Regions from separate parts of the Homo sapiens genome. Here region 1 is linked to region 2. Evidence: read pairs that join two places in POLR2A ChIA-PET (ENCODE). Cell type or tissue: Panc1. All regions are shown on one strand. Each heading gives the region's core, and the rest is flanking DNA. Links, peaks and the distances in the headings are about the cores only. Region 1 has its middle 45 kb from the start of ACTA1. Region 2 overlaps NUP133 (nucleoporin 133).

What was found. ChIA-PET counts read pairs that join two places held together with the same protein. Peaks named below come from ENCODE experiments on the same cell type or tissue, not always from the same donor. Only the 100,000 strongest peaks of a DNase experiment are listed, where the experiment ranks them.
Region 1: POLR2A ChIA-PET joins it to region 2 with 11 read pairs; 4 of 35 experiments call an interaction of 5 or more read pairs at or near these places.

The regions. Positions count from the first base shown.
Region 1 is chr1:229,386,233-229,391,619 of GRCh38, forward strand. No RefSeq gene overlaps it. Among named protein-coding and RNA genes, the nearest start is that of ACTA1, 45 kb to the right of the region's middle. In Panc1, for the core only: no CTCF peak of the experiment used is centred there; DNase peaks (open chromatin) are centred at 2,959 and 3,143.
Region 2 is chr1:229,500,083-229,505,469 of GRCh38, forward strand. It overlaps NUP133 (nucleoporin 133), which reads right to left. Exons shown (of 26, transcript NM_018230.3): 3 at 1,917-2,020; 4 at 674-781. Among named protein-coding and RNA genes, the nearest start is that of NUP133, 5.6 kb to the right of the region's middle. In Panc1, for the core only: a CTCF peak has its summit at 707 (motif pointing right); no DNase peak of the experiment used is centred there.

The DNA of each region.
Region 1 (5,387 bases), core at 83-5,082, 110 kb before region 2:
GGCTGTGGGCTCTGGAGCGGTTGGTTTGCTTCTGAAGGGCATGCTCGGAGTCCTAGTCCTTTACTATCTCTGGGAACTGGCCAACCCTGGGAGGAACAGTCTTCCAGGGTCAGTAAGGCTCCCAAAATATCTAAGCATCAAAATAGAAAGACATGATTGGCCGGGTGCAGCGGCTCATGCCTCAAATCCTAGCACTTTGGGAGGCCAAGGCAGGTTGGATCACCTGAAGTCAGGAGTTCAAGACCAGCCTCGTCGACATGGCGAAACTCTGTCTCTACTAAAAATACAAAAATTAGCGAGGCCTGTGGCGGCTGCCTATAATCCCAGCTACTCGGGAGGCTGAGGCAGGGGAGTCGTTTGAATCCAGGAGGCGGAGGTTGTGGTTAACTGAGATCATGCCATTGCACTCCAGCCTGGGCAACAAGAGGGAAACTCCATCTCTCTCTCTCTCTCTCAGACACACACACACACACACACACACACACACACACACACACACAGATTAATCAGTCATAAAACTACTCATATGTCCCTCCCAGCATAGCTGTTAATAATCTCTGAATGAAATTTACGGTTCACTCTGCACCAGCCTGTGTACTACTAATCCACTCCTAGAGGTATCTTAGCTTTCCAGTCTTAGGTCCCAGTTTCTTCAATTACTTATTTTTATTTTATCTTCTATAATCTTGTATAAACTATTATAAATCTTTCCTGGAATGAGACAATGTATAAAGAAATAAACAAAGAAAAAAAAGCATTGCAGCCTCTTGCAAGGATTTGCACCTTATGAATAAAGACATACGATAATTTTATAAGAAATAATCATGAACCCTACAGTACAACATCCTGCAGCTCATAAAAAAAGGTATTGCAGGCCGGGAGCAGTGGCTCCTGCCTATAATCCCAACACTTTGGGAGGCCAAGGCAGGCGGATCATCTGAGGTCAGGAGTTCGAGACCAGCCTGGTCAACATGGTGAAACCCCGTCTCTACTAATACAAAAATTAGCCAGGCATAGGTGGTGCATTCCTGTAGTCCCAGCTACTGGGGAGGCTGAAGCAGGAGAATCACTTGAACCTGGGAGGCGGAGGTTGCAGTGAGCCAAGATGGTGTCATTGCACTCCAGCCTGGGCATCAACAGTGAAACTCTGTCTCAAAAAAAAAAAAAAAAAAAAAAAAAAAGAGGCATTGCAGCTAGGTCATGAACGTGACCTCCTATTGTACTGTCATAAATGGGTATTTGTTACACATTTAGTTGAAAATAGCTCTGTCCTGGAATGTAACAGCAAATTTTAGGGGTGAGGAGGAATTCCTTCTTTAAGGAGCTCGGAGAAATGGGAATGGTAGTTGTCTTCATCTATTCAGGCTTCCATAACAAAACACAGCAGATTGGGTGGCTCCAAACAACAGACATTTATTTCTCACAGTTCTGGAGGCCAAGATCAAGGCACGAACAGATCTGGTGTCTGGAGAAGGTCACTTCCTGGTTTGCAGATGGCCATCTTCTCATTGTATCCTCACATGTTTGAGAGAGAGCAAGCTCTCTCATTTCTTCTTTGTTTATTTATTTCAATTTGGGGTCTCACTCTGTGGCCCAGCCTGAAGTGGTACAAACATAGCTCACTGCAGCCTCAAACACCTGGGCTCCAGTGATCCTCTCACCTCAGCTTCCCAAGTAGCAGGAACTACAGGCACGCACCACCACACCCAGCTATTTTTTAAAAACTATTTGGGGAGACAGGGTCTCACTATGTTGCCAAGACTGGTCTTGAATTCTTGACCTCAAGTAATGCCCCCGCCTCAGCCTCCCAAAGTGCTGGGATTACAGGCATGAGCCACCACACCTGGCCCTGGTTTATGTTCTTCTGCTCAACCAGGACAGTGACAGTAGCTGGTTGGAGATATCTGAGCAGATGGAGAGGCAGACCAAGAAGTTAAACCACTGCACCTGGCCTGCTGCTTCTTCTAGAAAGACACTAATCACATCATGAAGGCTCTACTTTCACGACCTAATTACCTCCCAAAGGTCTCACCTCCTAATACCATCCCCTTAGGGATTCAGGCTTCAGCATACGAATTTGGAAGGAATATGACTATTCAGTTCATAACATTTATTTTATCTGTCAAGGGAATATTCAGAGACAAAGTCTTTCAAAAGGAAAAAAGTTTGTGGATATAAAAGGGGAAGGAAGCTAGGCTTCAGTAAGACTAGCTCATCCAACAAAAAGTCGAGCAAGTAGTTAACATTTTTTGGTTTTTGTTTTGTTTTGTTTTTTTTGAGACGGAGTCTCACTCTGTTGCCCAGGCCGGAGTACAATGTCGTGATCTTGGCTCACTGCAGCCTTCGCCTCCTGGGTTCAGGCAATTCTCCTGCCTCAGCCTCCCAAGTAGCTGGGACTACGGCCGCCACTCCTGGCTAATTTTTGTATTTTTAGTAGAGATGGGGGCTCACCATCTTGGCCAGGATGGTCTTGATCTCCTGACCTCGTGATCCACCTGCCTCAGCCTCCCAAAGTGCTGGGATTAAAGGCGTGGCCTTAACACTTTATTTCTAAAGCCCACAAGATCACCATGTTTATACCCACCTTTTCATGGTGGAAAAACACCAACTCCTCTCATAATTACCATGCACAATGCTGTGTTATTTCCTCCAACATCAACCCTGCAAAAGTCGGAGATGAGGTTGTTTCTGCTCAGGAGTCCAGGCTTACAGGAAATGCTCAAGATTTTCTTCTTTGGGAACCCAAGCTAGACAGAGTGGCAGTATTATTTTTGTTTTCTATAAAGGCACAAAGTGTTTTTTAATCCCTGTCTGTGGAAAATGATCTGCACACACATTGTAATAATGGCTGAGCCATGTGCCGATTTCCAACATGATGAATCATTTGTTTACATTTTTATCCATTTCTTTTCTCATTGCAATATCATTTCAGCCCATTCAAATACATAATCAAAATCAGTGCCACTCCTAAGAGGACACTTTTTCTTCTACTCATATCAGGAAGTTCATGGGACCATATGGAAAAGTGACTTAAACAAAAGTGACATCTGTCATTTTGCATTAGAGAAGTTGAGAACGTCATACCAAGGTTGCTAAATGCTGGTTCTTTGAGATTTTTTCTTATTCCCTGAACACAATCTGAGACATATGAGTCATTACATCTGTTGATCTTACTGAAGCAGAAGAATATCTAGAATGATCACTATTCTTGGGACTTCCTTTCCACCCTATGACTCTCATATTAAAGAGGCTGAACTCAGAGACAGCAGAGTGCGTGTATGCTCGTTTTGACTTCGAAACCAGGCTCCTAAAACCCATATCAGCGTCTTTATTTGCAAGCACCTGCCTTACCTGAGAATAATAAGGGTATTGAAATCTCACAAAAAGACCCAAGGCAAAAGGATCACACACATACACCTGCACACACGTACATGAACATACACACAGAGTTTTGGAAGGGCTCATGCTTAGCCTGTCTTCCCACCACTTTCAGAGGAGAGAAAAATTTTCCAGGCAGGGACTCAGGGACCTGTTCTGCCAAGAAGACCCAACTTTGATCCTAGTTTCTGCCCCGTGGCTCCTGGAGCCTCTGAGAAGTTGCTTGCCTTTTTCACTCATTCACTGAACACATAGTTGTGGAGCATCTATTTCACCCATTCCAAAATACAGACATTGAGCTAGGTTGACTTTAGCTCCCTGGCACTCATGGAACATTCAGGAACAGATTTTGGGCTCATTCTGAGTGTCAGGCCAATGGGGATACTACCCTTGTTTGTGTTATCTGGTCCGCTTGCCTCCACTTAATTTGGAGGGGGACTCAGAGGGGAACTGTTACGGGTTGAATTGTGCTCCCTTGAAGTTCACATGTTGAAACCCCAATCCTCCGTATCTCACGGTGTGACCTTATTAGGAGTTAGGGTTTTTACAGAGGTAATGGAGTTAAAATGAGGTTGGTCTAATTTAGGGTGGGCTTGAATCCAATATGTCCTGTGTCCTTATAAAAAGGGGAAATTTGGAGACAGTCATCCATAGAAGGAGAATGTCCTGTGAAGATGAAAAAGCCCACCTGCAAGTCAAGGAGAGAGGCCTCAAAAGAAACCAACCCTGCTGACACCTCCATCTCGGACTTCCAGCCTCCAGAACTGAGACAATACATTTCTGTTGTTAGAGCGCTCAGTCTGTGGTGCTTTCTTACGGCAGCCTCGGCCATTGAATACAGGCACCAATTCGAGCCCTTCAAACCCTTTGTCTCATGACACACGCAGATGCCCCTGAGCAGACTGAAGTCCATTCGTGTTTTAATGTCTATGCATCCACCAAAGACTTCACAGACTCCACTCATCCCAGTACAGGTGAAGAGGAATCCAGCAGTGGGCAGGGTGGGTAGGTTGTGGCGTCTCTTGGCTTTGGATTGCTGAACTTTCTGTTCTACCCATTCTTTTGAGGGTTATCTGTTGGGTGTGTCTGCCCACCCACAGGCCAGTGACTCTCTTCTTTGAGAGCTTTTCTCTTCTCTTCCTTCTATCTGTGACAGCAAACTCCCATAGGCCACGTTATGCTGGGGAACCCCCTTGACCAGCCATTGCTTACTGGATCGGGGACAGAATCTTGATTCCAGCTAGATTTTCTTATTCCTGGAATCGTCAACTAGAACTGAGAGACAGCTGAGCTCTGCATATGACTGGACCTGGAAGTGAATTTGGAGCTGAGGGGTGCCCATTCCCTAAGGGAGGCCGGGGAGCCCAGGAAACCGCCGGCATGAAGGGAGGAACAGAGCAGATGCGCCAAGAGAAAGCAGCGGTGGGGAGCGGCACCCAGGCCAGCCCTGGAGGCTGGCTGCCCGCACCCTCACCATGGCTCCCACCCACCCCTCTTTGCTTAAGCCAGCTGGGCTACTTTCTTTGTTCTCGCTACCAAATTTCTAACATACCTCCTTCTCTTCATGTACCTAAATACCTCCAAATACTAATTAAATAGCTGAAAGCAATATGCATAATCCAAAAACATTGATCCCTTTCTCTTTTTTCTTGTTTTGTGAGACAGCGTCTACTCTGTCACCCAGGCTGGAGTGCAGCAGCGCCATCATGGCTCACTGCAGCCTCAACCTCCTGGGAACAGGCAATCCTCCCACCTCAGCCTTCCAAGTACCCAGGACCACAGGTGCCTGCCACTATGCTCAGCTGTGTTTTTTTTCTTTTGTAGAGAAGGGGTCTTACTTCCCAGGCTGGTCTCGGACTCCTGGGCTCAAGTGATCATCTTCTTCTTTTGTCTCCCAAAGTGCTGAGGTTACAGGTGTGAGCCACTGCGCCCAACTAGTTCTTAGTACAAGTACAGAAATGACAACTTCTTTTTGGTTGGAAATAAATATAACTTAAACTTATGTGCTT
Region 2 (5,387 bases), core at 264-5,263:
TTATCAAGTTTAGAATTTTAAAAAATATTCTGGATACAAGTCCTTTGCTGGATACATGATTTGCAAATTCTTCTTACTCTGTAACTTGTCTCTTCATTTTCTTGTCTTTGGCAAAGCAACGCTTTAAATTTTTATTTTATTTTAATTTTATTATTAATTTTATCAAACTTTTCTTTTATGGATCATGCTTTTGGTGATTTCCAAGAACTCTGTCTAATCTCAGGTCATGATGATTTTCTTCTGTTTTCTTCTAAAAGTTTTACTGTTTTACATTTAGATCTATGACCCATTTCAAATTAATCTTTGTAACAAGGTATGAGGTTTAAGGGAAAATTCAATACAATACAATACAAATTGGTCATTTGTAATTTTAAAATTACAAATGTTCCTACACTATGCATTGATACAGAGAAAAATCATCGTCAAAAACCATCCTTTCTGAATTGCTTTTGCACCTTCATCAAAGACCAAATGGGTGCCTTTATGTGGATCTATAACTGTATTCTCTATTCTGTTACACTGACCTATGTGTGTAGCTCTCTTTGCCAATACCACAATATCTTGATTTCTATAGGTTTATAGTTATATCTCAAAATCAAAGAGGATGATTCCTCTAACTTTAGGATGTCCTTGTTGTAAAAAGTTTATTTAAATAAGCTTTTAAGTCACCTACCTGAGTAGAATGTGCTTCACCTGAGGGAGAAGAGTAAGAAAGAGCCACTAAGTCGGCACTCCAGTGGAAATCACTAGGTGGCAGCTGAAGTTCTTTGCAAACGGATAACTGTAGAACAAACCCAAACAGAAAATCTTTCACATCAAATCCAGTATTTTGAAGATGCATCTGATTTCCCTTCTCTGCATATTTTAGATTCTGACTCACTGCTGGAAACACCATTCTACAAATATTCTTTCTTCTCACATCTCCTTTTAATCAGGCTTTCAGTAATTTTAAAACAAAGTATCTTAAGAGTATTGAATCATGAAAACTTAAAGGTAGACCAAACTCTGAAGAACAACTATCCTAACCTCTTCCTGGGCTAGAAAAGTCCAGTTAAGAGAAGACTAAGTAAGGTTAAGATGAGTGCTTAGGCTTCCTATGGAACTTTCCCAATTTACTCTTGATTTGTTCATCTGACATTTAAAATTAGCATGACCAAAGAGTAATTATACCAAGTTACCTAGGAAACAATTTCTTAGACTCTCAGCCAAATATCAGGATCCCGCAGCTAACTCAGTATGTCCCCCAGGAATTCACCCTCACCTATTACTCCTAACCACATACACCCTTTTCTAGGCAGCAGTAACACAGAGTTCAGCAGAAGTGAAGAATTGAGGTAAGCAGGAGCCCTGAGTTCCAACGGAACATGGCCAAGGAAGTAATGACTGGTAGAAGAGAGTAGTGTATCTAAGCTGTAACAAACAGAAAAAGGTTGCTGAGGATACGTTACTAGACATGCAAATGATAACCCACTGTTGGAAGTGGACAAGTGAAAAGTTTAACTAGCAACTGGTATCATATTTTCTTATTTTATTAAGCATCATTCAGTAGGTTCAACAAAACATAGTTCTGTCTTCTCAGAAATACGCAAACTCAAAGTTCATTTGCTTATGTGGATAGCATTTAGTCTGATACTTCATTAGGCAGACGGATTAGCATTATATTCATTGGAAATATCAATGACTCTAATTTTATTAAATGTAAACAACACAGATCTTCAAAAGGGGGAAACTTTTTTCCCAATACACAAATGTGTATGCATGCTCATTATTTCACATCACTATGAAAATGCAAACTCTTAATGCCTAAGTAGTTTCCTATTGACTATCCTCCAACTGTAAAAAAATTAGGGTAAAAATGAAAAGTCAATTGGCATTCCTCTCCTCTATCTTGTTCCAGCTCTCTAAAGAGCCATTACCTTAGTAATAGGTGACAGAGCAATCTTCCAAATAATGAGCTTCTCTTTGCACACCAGACAAGCCCATCCACCTTCATCTATGTTAATGGTCAGCTGGTCATCGACTAAAGGAAAAAATGAGGTGGGTGATTAATCTTATAGTATAAATCTTTATTACCACACGCTTTATCAAAAAAAAGTAATTGGCACACTCAGAAACGACTACCTCACAACAAATACTTTTGAATATTCCAAAATTATCAACACCAAAAACAATAGATCTATTAACTCTGATAACCAACTTTAGAAATATATCTAACGCCTGTAATCCCAGCACTTTGGGAGGCCGAGGTGGGAGGATCACGAGGTCAGGAGATCGAGACCATCCTGGCTAACATGGTGAAACTCCAACTCTACTAAAACTACAAAAAATTAGCTGAGTGTGGTGGCACGTGCCTGTAGTCCCAGCTACTTGGGAGGCTGAGGCAAGAGAATCGCTTGAACCTGGGAGGTGGAGGTTCCAGTGAGCCGAGATCGTGCCACTGCACTCCAGCATGGGCAACAGAGCCAGACTCCATCTCAAAAAAAAAAAAAAAAAAAAAAGAAAGAAAAAAGAAATATATCTAAAGGCAAAAAGTGTATTTGGGACATTTAATATTCCTTAATTTTTTGTTACAAACAGACCAGATAGCTTATTTCCTATAAGACATATTTAGGCCAGGCACAGTGGCTCATGCTTATAAATCCCAATATTTTGGGAGGCCACCCTGGGAGGACTGCTTGAGGCCAGCCTGGGCAACATAGTGAGACTCTCTCTCTTAAAAAAAAAAAAAAAAAATAGCCAGGCTTGGCAGTGCACTTCCCAGCTACTAGGGTGACTGAGGCACAGGAGAACCACTTGAGCCCAGGAGATTGAAGCTGCAGTAAACCATGATCACATCACTCCCACCTGGTCAAGAGAGCAAGACTCCATATCAAAAAATAAGTAAGCAGAAACAACAAAAGAGAGGCCAGGCAGGGTGGCTCACGCCTGTAATCCCAGCACTTTGGGAGGCCGAGGTGGGTGGATCATGAGGTCAGGAGTTCGAGACCAGCCTGGCCAACATGATGAAACCCCATCTCTACCAAAAATAGAAAAAAAAATTAGCCAGGCATGGGGGCATGGTGGCGTGCACCTGTAATCCTAGCTACTCGGGAGGCTGAGGCAGGAGAATTACTTGAACCTGGGAGGCAGAGGTTGCATTGAGCTGAGATCGCGCCACTGCACTCCAGCCTGGGCAACAGAGCAAGACTCTGTCTCAAAACAAACAAACAAAAAAGAAATATTTAGCAACATTTATAATTATATCGATAAAGTAAAACAAATAACAAACTCATTAACTATATAAAACATTTCAAGGAAAACAATGTGCTTTTGGAGGACCAAAAGCACATAATTTTCAAATAAGAGCTCCTTAAAGGAATGATAAATTATTTAGTACATGGAGACAAAGAGTTACGTTCTCTATTAAGTGACAAAACTAAATTAGCACATATCTTAAGTATTGGTGGTAAACCTCCACAAATGTGTTAACAGCCCTGGAAATTTTATTAAGTTGAGCTTTGCTCTTTACTTACAGAAAGGTAGAAGGGTGAAGTAAAAGGCATAGACAATGTACAAGCAAAAATATCAAACCAAGCCCAGGCTGAGTGAGGCTTTTTGCTCAACTGAACTATCTGCTCAGTAATTTTCTTTTTCTTGAAAGCACTACAACTCCAGATCCTCGACCGGTGTGCCTTTAAGGGCTGACTTAACAGTAGTTGGCAGGTTTCTAAGTGGGGAAGAGTTCTTCAAGTTGACACACCTCTTTGTTTTATATATCCTAATTTCTAAGGACTCTCTGAATTTCTAGATTTGGGGCTGTGTTATTTAATCTAGTCTGTTAAAATATGAGTAGTACATTAAAAGGTTTAAATGTAAACTGAAATTTTTAGAGGGGAAAAATATACACATATATACCAATATATATATATACATTTATTTATTTAAAACAGAACAATGTATAGAAAGGTTAGTAGTTGTCTGAAAACAACTATCCCTAAAGCTCCCAAGGACCTACAGGCAAGATGTGCCAAGTTCCAGTTGATGAGATATATTCCTTCTTCTAAAACAGAGTAATTTCAGCATTTTTTTTTTACTGTTATTAAGTTATACAGTAAATAGAGTTATTCACAGTATAATACATTTTACATCACGATACACCCATATACAATTTAAGTAAAACGAACAAAATTTACTAAACATATGAGATGCATTCTATTTCTTCTTTTTTTAAATGCTGGTCAAGAACCGCTAAATTTTGGTCACCCCTACAATTTGAAAAATACTGTTCCAGAAAAATCACAAAGATCTAGAATTCAAGCCTTAATAAAAATGACTTCAGCAGATATTAAGGCTGCTCTGAACTTTGCTCTTCCAGTGTCATCCAACTGCTCATCTTTAAAGTTGCCTTTCTAAGCTTGTGTTGATTGTATCTGTCAAAATTCCACACTAATTCTCCACCAACAGACGCTTCTAAAGGTACACCACGACAATGGTAACGTCATAAATTTGTGCACACAGCCTCTGGGATGCTACATAGGATCCAGAAATGGAGGTAGGACTTGATTTTACTGTATTATTAAACCCAATAACATGAGGTGCCAGTTTTGGGGTTTCACGGGAAACTTCATAAACCTGATCAACTCTGTAAACAGGACTGAATTTTGCATATACAGTATTTCCCCCTTTTATCTGCAGTTTCAAATACCTGTGGTCAATCGTAGTCTGAAAATATTAAATGGAAAATTCAAATGAACAATTCCTAAGTTGTAAATTGCATGCTGTTCTGGGTAAAGTGATAAAATCTCATACTGTCCTGCCTAAAGGTTGTGAATCAACCCTTTGTGCAGCATATCCATACTGTATACCCCAAGCTTGTCCAACCCATGGCCCAGGGACACGTGTGGCCCAGGACAGCTTTGAATGCGGTCCAACACAAGTTTGTAAACTTTCTTAAAACATGATAAGATTTATACACAGACCTTTTCATTATTTATTTTTAGCTCATCAGCTATCGTAAGTGTATTTTATGTGTGACCCAAGACAATTCTTCTTCCAAGTGGCCCAGGGAAGCCAAAAGATTGGACACCCCTGAGACTATCCAGCTGTTTGTCACTTAGTAGCTGTCTCAGTTACCAGATGAACTGTCGCAGTAATGCAATGCTTATATTCTCATTTTAGTTAATGACCCCAAACGAAGTACAAGAGTAGTGCTGCTGGTATATTGTTATAATTGTTCTACTTTATTATTACTGTTGTTCATCTTTACTGTTCCTAATTTATAAACTAAAGTTTATCATAGGTGTGTATGTATTAAAAAAACACAGTATATATAAGGTTTAGTACTATACAAGGTTTCAGGCATCCACTGGGGATCCTGGAAGATATCCCCCAAAGATAATGGGGGACTA